2 separate regions of the Homo sapiens genome follow, and region 1 is linked to region 2. Evidence: read pairs that join two places in POLR2A ChIA-PET (ENCODE). Cell type or tissue: PC-3. All regions are shown on one strand. Links, peaks and the distances in the headings refer to the core of each region. The heading gives the core; the rest is flanking DNA.

Evidence for each region. Peaks named below come from ENCODE experiments on the same cell type or tissue, not always from the same donor. Only the 100,000 strongest peaks of a DNase experiment are listed, where the experiment ranks them.
Region 1: POLR2A ChIA-PET joins it to region 2 with 8 read pairs; 1 of 35 experiments calls an interaction of 5 or more read pairs at or near these places.

What each region holds. Positions count from the first base shown.
Region 1 is chr5:21,817,597-21,828,787 of GRCh38, forward strand. The region is part of intron 8 of CDH12 (cadherin 12); the gene reads right to left. LOC105374683 (a long non-coding RNA gene) reads left to right here and starts at 5,931. Exons shown (of 3, transcript XR_925846.3): 1 at 5,931-6,039; 2 at 6,315-6,363; 3 at 8,922-9,017. RefSeq lists an enhancer at 6,140-7,339. In PC-3, for the core only: no CTCF peak of the experiment used is centred there; a DNase peak (open chromatin) is centred at 6,185.
Region 2 is chr5:22,846,940-22,858,130 of GRCh38, forward strand. CDH12 (cadherin 12) reads right to left here and starts at 6,405. Exons shown (of 15, transcript NM_004061.5): 1 at 6,119-6,405. In PC-3, for the core only: no CTCF peak of the experiment used is centred there; no DNase peak of the experiment used is centred there; H3K27me3 peaks cover 402 bases.

The sequences.
Region 1 (11,191 bases), core at 5,050-7,549, 1.0 Mb before region 2:
TAAAACTAATGACTTCAATAAGTATACATCATTAAACTAAAAATAACCTGTAAAATAATTTGTATAATCAAAATTCTAGTCGATGATAGATTGAAATATAGTATATTATAGACTAAGATTCAGCTTATATTTAGTGAATTTTAACTTGTCACCTTTCTATATACTTTTACTGATATTTTAAATCATAAAGTTCTGTCTCCCGAAGTTTTTTAATAGCATTAAGAAAGAAAAAAAAGTAAAATGCTTATTTTTACCACCAGGTGGAGCGTTTATATTACTATGAAATTTATACTGAATCAGCAAAACTTAGATAAAACATTTCAGAATCATGGAAAATTGTAATACTCTACAAAAAAATAAAAACATAGACATTATTTTAAGGTTTTGTAGAATTTTTCAAAGTTTGACACACAAGAAAGATATAGTGCATGCTCTTTTACTGACATTTCATTAAAGCAAATATTAATGAGTTTAACAACAGTCTGTTCAAATTCAAATGAGGAAAGGAAATGAGAGAAAATAAAAATTAAGAAACAAAACTAAACACCAAAATCTAAAGTTTCCATTTTGATACTGGAGTTCCACTTTCAGTTTCTCTTACCGGATTTAGAATGGCTCTTTCCCATGGGTAAATCAACCATGGTGATTCATTCGTTTTAGAATTTTAGTTACACATTTGTGGAAAATAAATTAAGAAGTTACTATAAATGTCTGTTGCATAGGGAAGTTCATTAAAAAATCATGTTACAATATTACAGTTATTTTCTCCAAGAAGGTGTGAGAAAAAAATCAATCACATCTTGTAGAGATTCTGCCAGATATTTTCTTTTTGATTTCCCATTATTTTTTGAGGTCCTGTAGTTCTTTCACAATCAGTTTCAAAACTTGGTAATTTCATTAGCATGGGAAGCAGTTAAATCTCCCTTCTTCCCTCCTTCCCCCAGAAAATGGTATCTACCATTTATCTTGAATATGCAGATCAGCCGTATTTAAATCCAACATATTATCTCCATGGAACATATATGTGATTTGGTCTCAAGAGAGCTAAATACTCAACTAAAGTTTGTTTATTTTACATATAAGACAAAATGATACTTTACAGTGGTCCACAAGAGTTATATTTAAATAATTAGCTTAGTTAATTCATACTTTCAAAGAGGGTATGAGGAATCTTTCTCAAAAATGCACTTAAAAGTTTAAATAAATAAAAAAATAAACATTATAGACCTAACAACAACAACAAAAAACTCCTTCCAAGTCACAATGCTAAAATGTTACATAGATATTATGAAGGAATCTCAGTTAAGGAAAGTCACATTAATTGATCAAAGTAGTAATTTCTCATAGGGTAGGATTATTGTTTTATTTTTATTTCCTAAGCACTTAACATAGTAGCTGTCATTTAGGGATGCTTAATGTTTGCTGAACTTAAAGCAGTGATTGAATTTGAGGCAATCAAATCAAAGAAGAAAAACAAAAGAATGGGTTACATTGCATTCCTATTTTCTACCAGAAGGATAAAGCCAGATATTCAGGAGGAATCTATCTGATTTCAAATAGCCTTAATTACATAAGCAGAATCTATCATGGCTTTTGGAACTACTTTCTTTAGATCATAAATATTTCTTAATAGATAAATTAAACCATGATCCTAGTGAGGCACTCCTGAGATATTAGGAAATATAAGGGTCCCTGAACTTCTGTTTAATGAGGCAAGAAAGCATGTGACAAAGTTATTACAGTTGTACTAAACTTAAGGACAAATTCCAAAGAAAAAGGACAAGGCACAGAACGTGTAATTTTTCATTTTCCTTTTTTTCTTCTAAAATGCCCGTTAAATGGAAATACGATTTATCAGAAACTGTGTTTGTATCTTTTGCCTCTTGTTGTGTGACTGTGATGAAGTATCTGAGGAACATCAAAAGCTTTGAATTCACGGTACGATTGGTCATAGTCCAAACTCGTGGCTCATAAATGAGTGTTAGAAAAAGTCTAAATTTTTTTTCTAATAAAAGAGAGAAATGGAAGTCGATGTTGAATAGTGTACTAGAAATCCTTCTTGATTAGGACATTTAGTAGGAAACTTAGGGGTAAACATTATCAAGGAAATAACTGAACAAGTGTTCAGAGAGACAGAGAGCCGTCAAGTATAGTGGATTTCAAACTTCAAATGTGGCCAGCAGTGGGAGTGGTAAGGGTGAAACAGTGAGAGTCATAAGGAGCGGAGTAGTATGAGAAATTTAGGAACACATGTGCATCTCACTTAAAGAGCTGGGGACATTTCTGTTTATTCCATCCAATCCATTCAATGAGAGCCAGTTGAAGTTACATATTAGGTTTATGAGTTAGCTTTACATTTACATTTGGATGGTTAAAAGCAAAAGTAAAGGAAATTACACATCGATGAAAATGATAGAGCCTGGAGTCCTCTCTAATGGATTATGGTTAGTGAAGGTGAAGAGTTTAGCCAGAGTTGAGATCCTCCAATATGGGGGAAAAAAAATTAAAGCATTGAAAGGTAATCCAAAGGGCATCAGATAATTCAAACTGCAGATGAAAGAGCCCCCTTTCCAAGACAATAATATGCTGAGATACGAACTTTATGTTCTATAAAAGAACATTTTATGGGGCTAGTCACAATAAATGTAAAGAAAGCTATTCTTTGTAGTATTCTATCAATTTAAGTTAAATAGGGTGTTTTGTTTTAAGTTGTCAGCATAGAGAGTGCCAACAAATTCCATTTTTATCTAATGGCATTGAAAAATTGTGATAAATTGAAATAATAGCATTGTCCAATAATGATTGATTTACTAGCATTCCACTAACATGCACCCCTTCAAAATTAAGATAAAAGTAAAGCAATGATTACTTTTTGTGTGTGTTAAGTTTTAGTGCATGTGAAATGCAAATATACAGAGCAATAGATTTTCTACTCTTTACACAGCAGACATACATTTTAGTAAGGTGGAAGACACGTTCATTAAGATAAGTGTTTCTTAATAAAATATTACAGCTGGTAATAAAGTCTGCAGAATATGGAACAAGTCAGAGAAACTATGCATTTGTCATGTCAGATTGTTTAGGTTCTGTCGGTTTATTTCCAATGACTTGACATTTTATCATGTCTGGAATCTCAACAGCAATAAAGCTGAGGTCATTCAGATTAATTCAAAACTGTGAAGTAATCTTCAGCTATGCCAAAGTTGGATTGTTCATGATGTACTGTGTAATTACACCGCCACCGTCTTCCAGGCGTCCTACTTTTGATGCATATGAAACATCTTAATGGCACTACCTGTACCACACAAATTGAGAAATAAAACAGGTGACAAGAGATTGTCCACAGTCAATAAAAATATATATTTACAATTCATCAAATATACCTATTGTGCTTAGCCAAAATCTTCATTTTCCCATAGAAAAGGAGGAAATTGCATGCAGTGAACTAATTATAATGATCATATTCTTAAATATAATATTCCCTGTTAGTTCCAAGAGTAGAAAAAAATCAGGTAGTTATAAGCTAAGTATCCTCTCAGTAACTATGTCATTTGAAAAGATACTGATTAGGACTTAAACTGTGTGTCGGGCGGGGAGAGTGGGGACAGGTAGGGGACATGCATTGCTACTTTAAAAAAAAAGGATGTAAAATATATTTACCTTCCTTTTTTTGTTTATTGCAGGAAATTTCCAGATACTGATGAAAACACCAAAATAAATATATTTACTTGACAAAATATAAATGAAGATCTTTACTTAAAAATAAAGATTATAGGACCTGAACAAATATATTAAGTGAATGAATGACTTTAAAAATACCACAACATTCAATGACACCAATAGCAAGTTAAAAAGAAGATAAAATAATCCATTACAAACTCACTTTTGAAATACATTTTATTTTATCTTTATGTAACAATAATTCTAAAGTTACTTAAAAAAAAGGAAGTCAATGTTTAACTGCAAATAAGTTACCTAAATACAAGTAACTAATGTGAATATAATTCATATTTAATAATACAAGAACACTAGAAATATTGGAGGGCTTAAGAACAAATTATTTCAAATTGATGAAAATGTTAAACATTTTTAAAAACTCAAAAACATACACTTGATTCCAACTAAATAGACTATGATTTGAAATATTACATTTCAATTTAAACTTCAAAAAATAAATATAGCACTGAACTATTGATTCAGTAATTGAATTCAAACATTAGATTGTTCAAATGATCCTGCATACTTTTTGTGTGTGTGAGTGATTTACCTTCTAATGGCTTAGAAATAAAATTTTGTTGTATCAATATTTTATTTTTTTAAATTTCTTAAATATGTATCACACAAAATTATTTCACCTTACTTAAACAACACGAAAAGGAAATACAAGTAAACAACATATTGTGTGAGTAAAAAGAAACTTTATAGAAATTGTGTACCTGTAGCTCTGTGACCCTGGGCAAAATATTTTAAACATCCCTCTTTTCCTGATCGTTTAAAATATCTCTCTTTTCCTGATCTGTAAAATTAGTATAACAATATCTACTTTATAGATTTGTTTTTGAAAGTCACTTATACAAAAGTGCATGAAACTCATTCAGTATTATTTATTACTAGTTAACTTTTATAATATTTGTATATTATAATATTTGTATATAATATTTGTATAGTCTATATGTATTATAATTTTTCCTATCAGAATGGCAATAGCCAATAGGAAACTGTCTATAGAGGTGTGGAGATGAAAGAAAGACAGATCTTAAAAGAGTTCTAAAAAGTCGTTTTAATTTTAATTAAAATATTTTCCCATATCTTTAAAATTGGAGGATTCAGGAAGAAAAAAAATGTTTTGGTGGTGGAAGAACATTTTATGCCCTCTATTTCCTTAAAAGCCTGAGGCTGTATTTTCAATATGCCCAAATTAAAGTAATAGAAATGTTGTCCATAAGAAAGAACTATCCTGATAACAAAGCTGGGTTCAAGCTGGATTTTAGTCAAGCATACTAAACATACAGTGAATGGAATCTCTCAGTAATAACAGAAACATCCACTGCTGCTCATTCCCAGGATGAGGCTAGGATGGGCATAGTTTTTAAGTGTCAAGTATTTGGCACTAGAGCTTCACTTTATTGGTTAAATTACTTCGCTTTTGAGATGTTATATTTGCCCATTCTCGATTTTAACTAACCATATACATGAATAAGAATTGCCATGCACACAATATCCGTCATATTAATGAATTAAGATTTATAAATTTTCTGTAACAATAGCAATATTTCTTGTCTCTGAACAATGAGAAATTTATTCCTGTAAACTTTTTTCTAGTTCTGAGCAGCTAAACGCAATAGAAAAATTTAAGGCTCGATATTAAATTGTCTTTCAAAAATTATCTTTGCATAGTAGATTAATTGCTTAATTTTCCGGTATCTCAGATTATTGATATTTGATTCAACTACAGTTTTTAGTGGTCTCCTTCATGGAATGACAAGGAAAAACACATAAACAAAAAGACAAGTGTTTTTCTTGATGGCATTTATGGTCTAGTGGGAGAGAAGTCAATTAAACAATCACACAAAAAAGTAAAATAGCAGAAAAAAACACCAGCGCTCTAAAGGAAAGTTACACAATTCTATTCAATGTTTAAACTGAGAATCCGAGCTGAGACAATACCATTGGGTTCTGTGAGGTCAGCTAATAGAAAACATTCCAAACAGAAGTAACCATATGACAAAGGTGATATGATCATAGTTTCCTGTCTTACCAGTTTGTTTGTTCAATAACTCCCACTGGGACCTATCATCTCTAATGTCAGAAGCACCTCTAGTATATTAACCTATAGCCTATATAGCTTGGCCATGTACTTTTGTTGCTGCAATTTGGCAAACCCTAACTCTTGATGATGATAATTATCTTCCTTCTAAAGGAGGAGGGATGGTTTACTGAGGAAAACCATAGAGAAGCAACTAGATATTACTATAAATTATGATCATTAACTTTGAATGCCCCTTCAAAATTGCTTAAAAAGCACACAGATTTGCAAAGGTAACTGACTACCATTCTCTGTGACTTCTATTTTGAACTGATCTACTGTCCTTAAATATCTGCTTAAGTACTCCCTTTACTACTTCCTTTCTCAGTTGGTGACCTTGCCTTGTAGTTCACAGAAAAAGAAAAAAAAATGATGTTGCACAGGAGATTGCTCAGCTTCCCCAACCTTCAAAGGATCCTACATCAGTGTGACTCACAGTTTGAATAATCATAACATGTAAGATATGATACAAACTTTTTTTTTTATTTGTCTCTCACTCTTCCTTTAGACTTTCTTCTGTCGGGGTATGCTTTGTCTTTTCTTGGATGAAGACAATGGTGAGTAAATGATGTTTCTTCTCACTATTAAATAATAATCCTATGTTCACTTTAATTCTAAAAACATAGATTTGGAAGTTAGACATTTCCAATAAATCATATTAACTAGCACATCAATCCATATGCAAAATTAAGACTTCTCCCCTTGGCCACCCCACCCACGTCCAAGCCAATTAGAGCCAGCAGCAGATGGGACATTGAGTTGGGATCTGGATGGATTAGCAGCCTTTCTCTGTCCAAATTTTTAATTTTTTTTTCATCATCTCCTTTCCTGGGGTGTTTTCACCTCACCATTGGAGGCAGCAAAGTTAGGAGGCTGGACTGTTCTTACTTGATGATGTGGTTTTTGCTTCTCTGGAGCTGCACAGTGCACTTGGGGGCAGCTCTTGGAAGTTTCTCTTGCAGCAGCCTCCACACCAATGGCATTGCCTCTGCTTTGATGGACTATGACCTCAGCCTCCAGATTTCAGGCGACCCACTCCACAGGCAGATTCTCGCTTCAAGGAGAATCTCTTTGGCAGGACTTAACATAATGTTGGGTTGGTTTTCCCTTCTGCTTACTCATTTCTTGCCATTCCTTTTGTTGTCATACAATTAGTTTCCCAAACACAGCCTTGTTCTCTTTTCCTTTCTCTGCTGTTTTCAGGAGATTTTAACTTTCCTCAGCATGAGACGCATATCATTCCATGAATTTCCCCCATTTTCTGGGAAAATATATTAGAGTTTATTGTTTGTCTTAGCTAAATGGAAGGCCCCATTCACCAAACTTGAGAGGAGTAGGAAGGACAATCCTACCACTCACTTTTAGTAGACAGGGACTACACATGGCTTTCTCCAAAGAAATCCTCTGCACATAATTTTCCCTCTACTTCACACTCTACAAAACATGCTTTAAAAGACTAACAAAATATTGCCCAGGCACAGTGGCTCAAGTCTGTAATCCCAGCACTTTGGGAAGCCAAGAGGGGCCGATCACCTGAGCTCAGGAGTTCGAGACCGGCCTGGCCAACATGGTGAAACTCCATCTCTACCAAAAATAAAAAAATTAGCCGGGTGTGGTAGTGTGTGCCCGTAATCCCAGTTACTTGGGAGCTGAGGCAGGATAATCACTTGAGCCAGGGAGGCAGATGTTGCAGTGAGCTGAGATCATGCCACTGCACACCAGCCTGGGGGACAGAGTGAGACTCTATCTCAAAAAAAAAAAAAAAAGAAAAAAAACTAACAAAATATCTTCCTATGACTGAAAGCTACAAGAGCCTTAAAAGCATCCTGATATTTCCATTGTAAATTCTGATCTGAGACCATACTCTGCTATGTAGTATCTATTGTATGTTAGCTTTATAGTGCATACTTCAGTATTAACCTCTTGTTATAGCTGTAAGCATTCTTTCAATTGAAGTGTCCTTCATCTCCACTTTTTCTTCTTAAACTCCAACAATTTGTACACATTTTGCTATTTTTAAAGAATCTGTTTTCTCTGCACTCAATACTTTCTTCTCAATAGAGTTATTCTTGATGAGACACAAACTGCTCATATTTGAGCATCTTAACAAAAATTCTCCCTTGTCCCAAATCTGATTCTAGTTACCCCCATCATTTTCTTTTCCCTTTCCAACAGAACTTTTCCAAGAGAAACACTGTTACCCATGCCTACTTAACAACCACTCCACAAGCAGCCTTACCCTGCTGACTGAACCCATCATTGTGTAGTAAAGTTTCCCCTGAGATATAGTGACTTCCTTGCCACTAAAATCCAGTGGCAATGTCTTAGCAGTGTTCAACACTCTTGGCTATTCCCTGTTTTCTGAAGCACATCTCTTCTGAGACTCTACAATTACGGTTTTCTGGCACTCTACTATCATAGTTTCCTCCCACCTTGCAGCTCTCTCCTTGCCAGATTCCTTTGTGGAAATTCTTAGAAAAGATCTGGATAAGTGATTCTCAAACTTGGTTGCATTTTGGTATCATCTGGAAAGTTAAACAGTTTTTTAAATGCTTTAGCCCAGGGACCATCCAAAGAGATTCTGTTTAGTTGTTCTGAGTTTAGAGCTGCATTTATTAAATTCCCTCCTGTTCTACTTTACAAACGTGGTCAAGAACCATTTTTGCAGGCTATGTTTATTCAGTCTTTCCTTTTCCTAGGTAACTTCATCTCTCCCTTTTGCTTCATTTACTATCATTATGCTAAACATTCTTTTTATTTTAACTCCAGCCTATATTCAGCTTTTGAGTTTTCCTACTATACTTGGCAAAATATCATCTTATTCCAAAACATTACTTGGATATCTCCAAGGTGTCTCAGTTTTGACATATTCAAACATGAGATCATAGACTTGCCATGCCTAGATGAAGATTCTCCTACTAGTCACTCTCTCAGCAAGTAGTATTTCCACCTCTCCAGTTCCATGAACTAGAATCTGCTTCTTAGTAGCAAATCCACTGCTATTATTGATTATTTTACCTCCTAAAATCACTCAAATCTGTTGACACGCTACCATTTTTCACAATGGCCCTGGTCACCACCATCACAGACTCATACTTCTTTTCTGTTACTGCAGATGCCTGCTAACTGGTCTTCTGACATTATTCTCTACCCCTGGCCTGAGGTGTCTTTCCATTCTGCACAGCAAGGATAGAGAGGTCATTTCCATCACTCCTAGGTAAAAACTCATTGTCTTCTTTCATGTAGCGGGGAAATTACCCTTTTAGAAAATCCATGTGTGTCAACATGAAGGAAACGAATAAATTTTTAAATAGAAATTATTCTTTAAGAGGAATAGACACTTAGTAACAGCAACCACTTATATAGTGCTTTCTATTTTCCAGGCACTTTTCTAAGCACGTTTCCATTATTAACTAATTTTATCTTCACATCAAGACTATGAGATACCTGCTATTACTGTAACTTCCAGTCAGTTATATCCTGGTAAATATTTTAGAACTATATTGGGATAGGGAGAAAAAACAGGTATGAGCCCTAATGTTCAGGGTCTGTTCATTGCTGTGGTGTAAGAGCTCCCACCATGACCTATATCAAGCTACTATCGTGATGTCTTGAACACACAGTTGAGAAGAAAAAGGCACAATTGGTTCTGCTGATCTGGTAGAACCTACTATCAGTCTACAAATGAGCAAGCTGGGGGCTAATGGCCATGAGGTGAGTCAAGCAAGTAGTATCTCTGATTGAAAACATAGTTCCTCATTTTGTCTGCCCACTTCTGTTGACTTGGTTGTGCTGCCTGAAAGTCAACCAAATAGATACAATATTTGGTTGATCCATAAGATCTTTTAAAATTCAGAAAATTCAAAATTCTTAATTTTAGCTAGACTGAGTGATGCAAATTTCAATTTACTAAGTATTGAGTGGATTGGGCACACTTGAGGAAAGTTTCCCTTTTCAGTGATTGGAGAGAAAACTCCATGAAAACCTTTAAAAAAAAGGTCATTAGGAGATGTGACAAGGTTCTAGAAGAGGATAGGGCACTAAACATAAAATAATTCTGCTACTGCACCCAAGAAAGAAAAGAAAACTTATTACATCTCTTTCTGTTTTTCCAATTCTTCCTTTCTTCTTACAAAGCTCACAACATTAAAGTACGAATTATTACGTTTAATACTATAGTTCTACTACTTATTATGTTTAATAAATGCCTATCTGCAAAACTAATTGTCCATTGTAACATTATTTTTTAAAGCAAATGCATCAGAAATTCCAACCAACCCAATTCCAAATAGGCTATGGTACAAAACCAACTTATATTACTTAATGATTTTCAGAAAAATTGGGGTTTCTGATTCTCCAAAGTATGTATTTTTAACATAAGTGATTTATATAATCACTATTCTTGTTACACAATAATAAACATGACGGCAATTTTGGCAAGAGTTCACAACATTTCAAGTGCATCAATAATTTTTCATTGTTATATATTTCATGAAGTACATTTAATATTCTCTTAAAACCTCCATTGAATATTTAAACCTTTGTTTATGTTGTCTTTATCTAGGTAATTTCTGATCCATTTAACAATATATGGTAAATGGAAAATTCTCAGTGATACTGCCTAATAACTTTACAAAAATATGCCACAAGCAACACTAAAAGTTTTTTCATAAATTATAAATAAATTTAACACCTTACAAAATAAGCTTTGAAAAACAATGAATTTTTTTTTTTTTTTGAGATGGAGTCTCACTCTGTTGCCCAGGCTGGAGTGCAGTGACAGGATCTCATCTCACTGCACCGTCCACCTTCCGGGTTCAAGCAATTCTCCTGTCTCAGCCTCCCAAGTAGCCGGGGCTACAGTTGCATGCCACCATGGCCAGCTAATTTTGTATTTTTAGTAAAGACGGGGTTTCACCATATTGGTCAGGCTAGTCTTGAACTCCTGACCTCAAGTGATCCACCTGCCTCGGCCTCCCAAAGTGCTGGGATTACAGGCGTGAGCCACTGAGCCTGGCCAAAAACACTGAAAATTTTAAGTTAGCTGGGGATATGTATTTACTCACAAGTTTGACTTCTCACTGGTTTTCTTCTGAGACACAGGAGAGTAGTCTAAAAAAGATGAAATTTGGTAATGGTCTCTTCCCATGTATATTTTGCTTTCTTTTAGACAAAACTAATTCTTTCATAACAACCCATTCACCAATTTGCAAATTTGATTTGTAAATATTCATCATATATTCGTGTATCACATATGGACACAATGGTTTACATTTTCTGTCTTTTCCCGCATTTTATTTTTTTAATATTTTCTGTGTCATCCCTGTTTTGTTGCTTTTACCTAAAATGTTTTACTTGTCTTCTACTTTACATATTTCTATGTAT
Region 2 (11,191 bases), core at 3,049-5,548:
TTTTTTAATACCGTTGTTAAAATTTTTATTGTTAATGTTTAATATAAATAGGAATTTGCCCTATGTGTTAGGTTATTGACACGACTACAATTCATTCCAATTCCATTCTCAACAACAGTTGTTATACTGGGCTTCCTTCTTGTAGGATCTTATATTGGTGATCTTCTTCTAGTAGGTGTTAAAGCACAAATCCTGGATAGTTATTAATATAACTAGATTTCTCACTATAAGACACTCTTTTACTTGAGAAATTTATTTGAGGTTTTCTATTCTTACCTAAGTAAACATATAACTTAAAGCCTTGCCAAGAGCTTGTTTTGCACTTTTCAGTCACTATCATTTCCTAGTAATTAGGAAAGTGTAGAGTTTCAGTAAAATCTTGCTTTAAAACCTGCCTGCAATCACATCCCTTAAAATAATGGCAACCCCTCATGGAAATATTGACTCAGAAAGTTGCAGGAAGACACTTCATTTGGGTATATTGTTATCTGCTGTTACTTCAATCATTCCTACATTCTTTACTCAGAAATCGTCTTAAATACATCATTTCATTTAGTGCTGATGATAGCACCCCAAAATATATTTTCACTGTAGAATGGAAACTATTAATGTTAATTTCCTCTGGTTTTCAACATTTACTGAGCATTTGAAGCTCTTTCCATTACATTTAAAAGTATTATTTTTGATCGTTTAATTAGCATCACGTTTTGGTTATTTCCTAATAATCCTTTTTTGAATAAACATTGAAGTGCCAGATAAAATTATATGATTTTTAAAAAAATAGTATATCACTGGCATTATTAAAATTAATGACATTTTCTAATTGTATCCCTCATCTATCCTCCAGATATTATAAACTTTCATGTTCACTAAAACTTTAATCCATCATTTAATTCCCTTTTACTGTATGATCAGCCTCTTTCTTTTATTCTTTTTTTTTCTTTCTTTCTTTTTTTTCTTGTGAGACCGAGTCTCACTCTGTCGCCCAGGCTGGAGAGCAATGGTGCGATCTCGGCTCACTGCAACCTCCGCCTCCTGGGTTCAAGTGATTCTCCTGCCTCAGCCTCCTGAGTAGCTGGGATGAAAGGTGTGCACCACCATGCCTGGTGATCAGTCTCTTTTTAATGTTTTCTATTTTATCTATTCATGTGTTCAAGTCTCTATAAAACAAAATACTACAAATTTCCCTTCATTATGTACTAACTCTCTGGTTACCTCCTGTTGTCTCTTTATTTGACATGTTAACCTTTTGAAATATGATGGCAAAACTTTCATCACAATGTAAACTTACTAATTTTTCAAATTCCAGGAATATCCATGTCTGTCCATTGAAAGCATTCTTTTTTTAACCTTCAAGTGATTGTTTTATCTACTTAATCAATCAATTACTGATACTATTGCTGCTTTTTAGTGATTACATTTTAACTTACCTAATGTGGTGCCAGATTAATAGCCTATTCTTTCCTTCAAACAGTGTAACCATCTTGCAAGACTTTATCCCCCAATTTTGTTATTCTTGTCCAGTATTTTAGTTCAATTATGTAACACCATAAATTTGTAATATTATTGTTCATACACGATCAAAGTTTGTTACCCACACCCCCATGGTCTCCATTTTCTTTGCTTCCCAGTCCTTCTTGGATCTCAGATCTTCTGTCTGGGATCATTTTCCTTCTTGAAGCACATTGGTTAGTTAGTTTATCAGGGAGGGATGCTGGTGATTTTGTTTGTTTGAAAATGTCTCTACTTTTCAAAGAGAATTTCTTCAGTGTGTAACTCTAGCTTGGCAATTATTTTATTTGAGTTATAATGGAATTATGGGTACACATTTCTTGGCTCTCCTTGCTGTCACTGAGAATACTGATTCAGTCTAATTGTTATATTTTGTAGATAATCTGTCTTTCTTCCCCATTTTGGAAATCTTTATTTTCTGTATTGTACTTTTTTTATGCTGTACGTAAGTGTGGATTTTTTTTTCTCATCATATCATATAAAGTTTAGGATATATTGTGCTTCTTCAGAGTGAGGACTCACATTTCATCAAAAAATGTTTTTTTTTTAGACAAGTCACTTGGGAACCCCTTTTACCCCAACGTGACAAAATTCAACACATAACAAACCCTGGACATTACATATTTTCTTCCAACCCCATGTTCCAGCTGTGGCTGTAGTTATCCTCTACAAATCTAGCTTAGAGATGAGGAAGGTTAAAAGGAGAAAGACCTGACCATGATAAGTGTTATCTGTGGGGTAATTCAAATTAAATTAACAGAATAACTCAAAGTTCAAAAAGTTAAATAACTTTTCCCAAATTGCTCATGTAATAATCCTTAAACTATGGTTTCAAACAATTGTCTGACTCAAGTTTTGAACTTTCCACATCATCATGTAGACGGTGCATCAGGACTCTCATCTTTGTACATGGGGGATTTTTTTTGTATGTTATAATAATTTTCCAGGAAATTGGAATTATAGAACCTATTGATTTTATGGTGTACTAAAGGTATATTCAACCTTACTTGTATTTAGCATCGTGCTTTGCCGGTAAGTCTAAATACACTACCTGTGTCCTAATGTTTGACTATGTATTTGGACTTGGAACCAAGCATGCATCATTCAGCCATTTGAACACATAGTAAAAACTTAATACATTTGAAGAGGCAAGAGTAACATATATCCATTTGAACACATAGATTTAAGGAATAATACGTAAGTCCTGTATTTCCCTAATGGGTATCGGTGTACAGATTGGAGTCTCATTGTTTCTCACTAGAACCTTCACAGATATATGCATGAGATGTATATATTTTAAGAAGAATTTTACATTGTTCAAGAAACACATATCTTACATTCAAGGTAATATAAATCCATCTGTAGAGCAATGGATTAAATATTCATGGAGCAAGGGTTATGAAAGAAAACCACTGTAAAAAAATACCTGAAGCATAATGAAGATTTAATTTATCCCTTAATACCATCAGCTATAACATGATAGACACAAATCTGAATACAGCTAAATTTATAAGACTGGTAAACATATGCCTTGTTTTCAATAATTTAACAGGTGCTTACTAAATGAAGTGATAATTAATAATTGAGTAATTGAATAATTGAATTCAAAGCATTTATCTATAATCTCACAAAACGTAGAATAACATTATGTAGAGTTCATCTGTAATTTTAGAACAGTCATAACTCTCACTTAATATGTTGTAAAAAAGTTATTTACTCCATTTTATTAATCATCTTATGATGAGATGCTTAAAAACAACTTTGAGTAACTACTATTGATATTCAATACAGGCAGCATAGTACACATTCACACACACACATTTTCCTTTTAAAGTTTGGTTATGATATATTACCCTCCTAGCATAGTAAGTCAGGAAAAAGCTGCAACTGTCTTAAAGCTGAAAGTTAAAAGGCTTTTAAAAGCTCTGAGTTTAAATTGTTCAGTTATTCAGTATTAGCAAAATAAAAAGCTCCCAGTAAAAATAATACATTTTCATTTATTTAACAATTAAATGTATTTTTGGGTACTATTTAAGCCTATTCATAAAAATAAAATGCAATATTTGTTAAACAGGAAGGATAAATATTTTCCACCTATAATTTAACACAAATAGGAATATCAATTGGTACTAGATTATAAGCAAAATGTTCTCTATTGATGTAATGATCACATGATAATTTCTGACATAATTACTTTTAAAACAGCAATAATTTGCTAGAAGATGAACAGGATAATATCTTACTTTAAATGAGACATCTGTAATCACTCTTTCCCTTTGGAAGTAGGAAGAAATTTACAACAGAGTCTGCTAGTAGGTCATTTTATTACCCAAGCCCTTAGATTTTATATTTTTACATGAAAACATGGCTCACTTTTAAAGACAGCCATCACTCTATGAATCCTCCTATCATGGCAAGACTGATTTGATGTTCATCACAATGCATTTTAAGAGGCAAGAGTGACATATATCCTTATTAATCTCATAATGATAAAGGATTGATTTCAACCTATATCCCAGACTGTTACATGAAATAGGCTCTGCCAAAATATCAGGTTCAAAAGATGCTCAATTTAAGGAGATCAGTTTTATGCTCCATCCTCAAAGGACAGAGTTATATGAGGTGTAAGTACGTCACATGAGGCATTAAGAGAAATTTTCTTCCCCATAAACTAAACACTGTTTGTACTGTAGTAAGAACTTAATACATATCATTCCGTGTGTGGAAGAAATGACTCACACTCCCTCCCCCTCCCCCCAACAATAATGCAGCTTTCTCTTTTTTGTAGGAATTATCTAAAATGATCACATCACTAAGCAGATCAGTGAGAGGAGTGAGTTTGAGTAGAAAATAAAAAAGCATTCGTGGCTTAAAAACTTCCCCCTACTGCTTGGAAATGGCACACCACAGTAGAAGTTAAGAACACAGCAAGCAGAGATTAACTGAACAACACAGAAAATCAAAAACATTTTTTTAATGGGGAAGGGGATTAACAATGCCAGGGCTAATCTTGGAAACTGGTCTCTGAAGTAAGAGTTATTAAGAGAAAAATATGTTATGTTCTAGAATTCGATTTTCAACTTAATTGAAAACCTCTTTTTACTTCAGTAGTTTTCATAGAAGGTGGAGAGACAGTTTCTAAATATTGTTGCTGAATAACTCGATGTATCAGTTAAATTAGTTAAAGGGAAGCCCCTGTTTTGCATGTGGCTATCCACTCAACCACTCCAAAACAATTCGTCAATCACCTGTTCATGGTTTGGGCAAAGTAACCATCTGCCTTTCAATTCTGAAGAGACATTCTGCTAGAATCATGGAATTATTTATAATAAAAACTTACTCGGTTGAATTCTCCTGTTGACATAATAATAAAAATATATAAGATGATATTTTAAATTGTCTAGGATAATTTAATGATGAGGCGCTGCCACTGAATGATGAGGTTCAGTATTTCTTGACAGCTGTGTGTCTGGATATTATTTTATAACCTTACAACTGCTCAGGTATACAGTGAAGATCAAGCAAACTAATACCTGCTTGGCATGGTTGCATTTTTCCTGTTTTGGTCATGTATAGTGTAATTTAAAACTGTAAACACATTTTCAGAATCTACTCTATTTGAATTTTTCCCCCTCAGTATGTAAGGTAATTTTCTAGCTGAGCAGTTTGTGAATGAGCTTCAAAATACTCGATGAGAAATTGAGAATCATGAAATGGTCGCAGAATCAGCCAGAAGTATGTCAGTTCCCTCTCCAGAGAGTACAGAGAAATGTGTATAAGAGATATCAGGTACTCTGAAGTACAGAGGTTCTAAATACACTGTGGTCCCGATGTAGCAAAAAACAAATAATGATGTTAAAAACATAAGAAAATACTTATAAAATGCTGAAGGTCTTTTTTGAAAAATGATTTGCCATTATGTCCTATATCACACATATTTCCTCCTTGTTAAATGTATCACCAAATGATCAATAACCTTAAAATAATTTGGAAATGCATATTATATAACCCACAGCAGATCTGGTAATCTATCTCTTTCATTTGTCCCAGATTAGTTTTGTGGTAGGAAACTCAAATGGCTGTACCATGAGAGGCAGGCCATTAAAACATTTAAATGGTTTTACAGTGGTATTTTTCAAATGAAGAATGAAGTTCATAAATTTCAGCGTCAGTGGAGAAATGAGTGAGGGGGGTCGGCATCTCTGGAAGCTCTTTGAAAATAAAGCATTCATTATTTTGTTGTAAAAATCAGATATCTATAAAGCCATTTATAAAATAACTAGTTGGACATCTAGCACACCTACTTATTTTCATTTGAAAATTTAGCCATGCTAAGATGCATTTGAGGTTAAAACATTTCTTTCCTTCCTCTTTTCACGTAACCTCTCACGGTCTGAGGACCAGAGACTTGTTTAGAACTTACCGAAGTTTCCCAAAGCAAAACCACGCACAAGCTCCTAATTCAGCTGCCAGATCTGTGTGCAGCTTCGTTCAGCTTCTCACTACGCTAGGCATCACTTTATTAATCATGTATGAATTTCTGTGCATGCACCCTGAAGCGATCACACACACGCGGTGCAATCCCAATCAAAAACGGAAGCCTTACCTGATGGCAGAAAAGGCAGCTGCAGGAGCAGCAGCACCGACGGCCGCAGCAGGGTGCCAACAGCTCAGCCTTGCGCGGAAGGTGAGACCCTTCTCTTCTGTTTCCCCTTTCCAAATCACTGTGCCAACACACTGCTTTGCATTTTGTCCGTTTTCATTCAAAGAAGGTTCTCCAGGCCGGGCAGCCAGTAGACACCACTTTCTTCCTGGAAGAGGCTGCCTCTCTTCTCAGAAAAGCCTGGACCCCTCTCTGTGGCTCCCTCCACATTTACCCTTCAGATCAATAATGCTCTCGGAGCGGCTGGAGCTCAACTGCAGCGGCGAGCGGCGAGCCAATGGGGGCCCAGGATTCCCTCCTGTCATCTCCCCGCCCTCAAAACAAAACACAGCGTGCCTTTGACACATCATTGAGTAGTGAAAAGTAATTGAATCCTATATTTGAAATGTATTTTGTTTGTTCTTTTTCCCCCCTAGCGTTCATTGTAGAATGCTTTGAATGAATCCGAGGACTCCTTAGCTCTCAGAAGACTCATTAAACGAGCCTAGCAGCGGGTGAAGATTAGGCGCTGAGAAAGTGATAGCACCTGGGTTAGCACCCGAAGCTTTGCTTTTTAAATGCTTGAGATCTATTGCATATCAGAGAACTGTCACCTGGGAGGAAAAAATCTTGGGTTCTATTAGTCTTTCCTCCACTAAGTCGCTTGAGTCTTTTTTGTGAATCAAGACAATTAATTACGTTTACCTGGAAGCTGTCTCAATGTTTAATTGTCTAAACGAGAATCAGATGCTTATTGGTGACAATAACCATGCTCAAGCAATTTCTCCTAATTCACTTACTTGTTTCTAGGCTGATTTAACTTGGTTCAGAGTCTATGAAGAACTCAAGATTGCTAAGACTATATACATTAGTCTGGTCTGTTTTAATTTTGTCATGTTTAAATATTGTAAGATTTTAAAAATTAATGTTAATTTCTCTTTATATGAGAGAATTTATTAATAATTACCTAAAACTTTATAGAATATTATAATGGCAATAAAATATTACAATGAAAAGTGTTATTGTTGAAAACCTATTCCTCCAAAAGCCACAAAACAACTTTGCATTCTTTAACCATGATTATCTTTCTTTGTGTTTCACTATTAAAGTGCTAACTATTGAATAAACATTTGCTTAAATATATTCACCAAGAATCGTGTATTTTCTAAGACTCTAAGTCATTTTATTATTCAGACATCAAGAATGCCACAATATTTCAGATAATCATTTAATTTTGTTCTATAAAAAATCTCAAGAGTACAGAGTCTCAATACAGTTTTAAAAATATGTCTCCCTACAGGAGGACTGTACACAAATAACAATGTCTTTTCAATGCTAGTGTTGAAAAAGAATAAAATTATTGGGACTGTCTGAAATCTTTTTGTTTCACTGAATACAAATGTGTTGATGTAGGTGGTGTAGCCAAGCTTTGTGTATCGTGACAAATTGAAATGGCTTGGGGAGACTTTACAAACAAAACAATTTCGTGACCTGTCTATCACGTGAAGGGAGGCACGGAAAAATGTAATATTTACACACTGTATGCTGTGTCACTATAACAAGGTGAATGCTAACTTTATTGTAACTCATTTATGTAGCCAATAAATATTTCATTCAGGGCAGTCTCTGGCTAAGTTTGGTCACTTGGATTTTGTGAAGAAAAGAATATGCTGATGAAAAAATGAATCATAAACATTGCTTTTCCCTCAATTGTATAGTATATTTTTCATTTATTTAAATTCCTTTTTTGATCACAAATAATAGGTCATTGACTACAGAACATTGTCTTTGTACTACAGGTCGAGAGTTCTCAATGTGTGGTCCCCAGACCAATAGCAAAAACATCACCTGGAACTTGTTGAAAAGACAAGTTCTCAAGCCCTTCCCCAAGCCTATCAAATCAGAAACTTTAAGAGAATGGGACACTGCGATCTATGTTTTAATATCCCTCCAGATGCTTCCAATGCACATTCAGGTTGGACAGTCATTGCTCTAGCTAAGGGGTCTACAAATTACAACAGAAGACCAGCCACCTGCTTTTGTAAATAAAGACTTATTGAAACCCAGTGGTGCCGATTTCTTTATGTATTGTCCATGACCGCTTTCGCATTACAATGGCAGAGTCAAGTAGTAGCCACAGAGACTTACAATATGAATCCTAAAATGTTTACTATCTGTCATTTAAAAAATAAATGTTTTGACCCCTCCTAGCGCATTGTAAGATGTGCAATATTATTAGTACAAACGGCAAAAGTTGAAGAAAAAAGAGCATCTGAAGGTGGAGTGGAGAAGATCAAATTAATGAAATCATTGAGATTTGAAAGAGATTGAAAATGATCATGTAATAAATTACATTGGTGTGTGTGTTTTGCAGATTTTTGCTGCTCTCCCTGTAGGAGGGATGCACTTCTCCCCAGTCTTGGCATCTTAGTATGAAACATGAATGGAAAAGAATATTGCCATTTCCAAACAGAATATTGAAGAACAAATATAAATTTGTGCGCACTCTATCAGCATGGGTTGTTGAAAGAAGAGAACATTGGAGTCTTATTTGTCCCTAGATGGACATGTAGCATGGAAGGATAAAATAGCTTTTATTTCTACACCACTGAGATTTGGGGATTTTTTTGTTACTAGACTAGTAGTATCTAATCTCTCCTGACTAAAACAAGTTACAATTAATGTAAGCAGAGGTAGGAAAACAAGCATTAAAGCTTGTTTTGTAATGTAATGACTGGGACAAGGCATTTGCCTGGAAACTCAAAAATTACTTTTCGGAAAATAAAATAAATCAATAGAATTTGTTTAAGAAAATAAAGACTGGAAAGATAAAAATGGATATTAAAACATTAGGACAAATAATTAAGGCTAAGGACATCAGACTTAATTTATTAGCAATGGAAGCCATAAAGGCTGTTTAGAAAAGGTATGACATCATCAAAATTATGCTATAAGATTACTCTGTTGGCGAGGAAGAGATCAAAGGGCAATAAACAAAAGAAAATTCATCACAAGGCCGTGAAAAATTAAAACATGATGTAATATGAGCCACTATTCAAGTATCGTTACCCTTATACTTACATCCAGTGAGTCAAGTTCCATCAGTTGTACTTCCTAAATACTAGTTAAAAGCATCATTTTATCATTTTCTTTATCCACCATTATCATTGTCATAGCTGTTGGATTGCATTGATTGAACTTTTACTTCCAAGACTTTTGTAACAGTCTCTTAATGGGTATCTCTGTCTCCTCTACATTTTATTATTGGTTAACTATACACAATTTTATACAATTATATACAAACAATTGTGAAGATTTGTTTCACAGCTTTTTTACTGCCAGACCCAACCAGACTGATGGGACATTTCCTGTATCCTCAAAGGGGAGGGAAAGAAGATATAAAAACAAGGGAATTTTCATTCAGACAACTAAAACAGTAACTTTTGCTCTGAAGTGACTAACCCCACTTCTGTGTATATATCCTTGACTAAAGAAAATCACAGACACATTGCTAAGCCAGAGGTCAATATGACAGAGATATATAACCTTTCTAGAGAGCCACACAGAGGCCAGTGATGATAATTTTGAAGAGTAATACAATCTACGACATTCTCTTCTGACCCCAAAACAACAAAGAGATGAAGTTGCCTACCAGGTGGTCTGCATGTCTAGGGAAAAGAACACATTTTCTTTATATGTGTTTTGCCATTTCATATGTTGTGCACATTCAACTGAAATGATTTCAAAGAGAAAAAAATAAACAAAAGCAAGAAATTGCATCAGAATCACTGACATGTATTTAATTACAGATATATATTGTAGGGAAAAGAAATATTCAGTGTTCAGTGTTTTTAGATCCTGAACATTGTTGATCTTGCTTGTATTCCCATTGAAGCAGAGGATGAATGAAAGACCCACGTGCATATAGTTTATGTGTCAGATTATCTTCAGAGCAAGTGTAAAGGGGCTTCATTGAGGTGGCCACCGTGGGTAACACAGCTTAATTACACTCGGATTTCTGGAGAGGTATATAGAATATCCCTCAGAATTTCCCAAGCAAAAAAAACAGAAAACTCCTTCCCTTGTCAGCCTAAGGCTCCCCTCAGGGACGTAACTGTGCCCTCTTTTGAAATATATATACATATGTAGGCACACTGACTCCTATCATCTCCCCCTTTCGTGTAGAAAGAGTCTGAGGGCAGAAGGCAAAGACAAGCCATGCTCACTTGAGAAATTCACCATCAGCAAAATAGTGAATCACAGCCATGTGAATCTAACCCTCCAGCTGCAACTGAAATCAGAGGGTTTATGAAAATGTAAGCTGTCATCTGATAGCATAGGATAATATTTATGTCAATAACAAGGGCCAGGGCCAGGTGCAGTGGCTCATGCCTGTAATCCCAGCACTTTCGGAGGCCTAAGTGGGTGCGTCACTTGAGGCCAGGAGTTCGTGACCAGCCTGGCCAACATGGCAAAACTCCATCTCTACCAAAAATACAAAAACTAGCTGGGTGTGGTGGCATGTGCTTGTAATCCCAGCTATTTGGGAGGATGAGGCACAGGAATCGCTTGAACGAGGGAGTGGGAGGTTGCAGTGAACCAAGACCGCACTGTTTCACTCTAGCCTGGGAGTCTGACGAGACTCTGTCTCAAAGGAAAAAAAAAAAAGAAAAGAAAAAGAAAAAAAAAGGGACAGAAGGACAGAGACGATAGGTTCACAGAACTGTGATGTTGAGTATTTTGGCATTTGGATTCAGATTAAGAAGTGATATCCAGATAGACTGGGATGAGTTGATGATTCATGAACTATTGAATAGAAACTTCTGCCCCAGCACATAGCAGAAAATAGAGATTGGGCTAGTTATCTAGCAGCAGTGATAGTAAAATACTATGATATCCATGACTAATAATAAATAGATTAGTTTACTGAGCACTGACTAGGCATCAGGCATCCTATTAAATATTTTACTTATAGTTTTATACCACATGTCAAGCTGCTACTATTATTTTATCTAGTTTACAAATAAGAATAACATT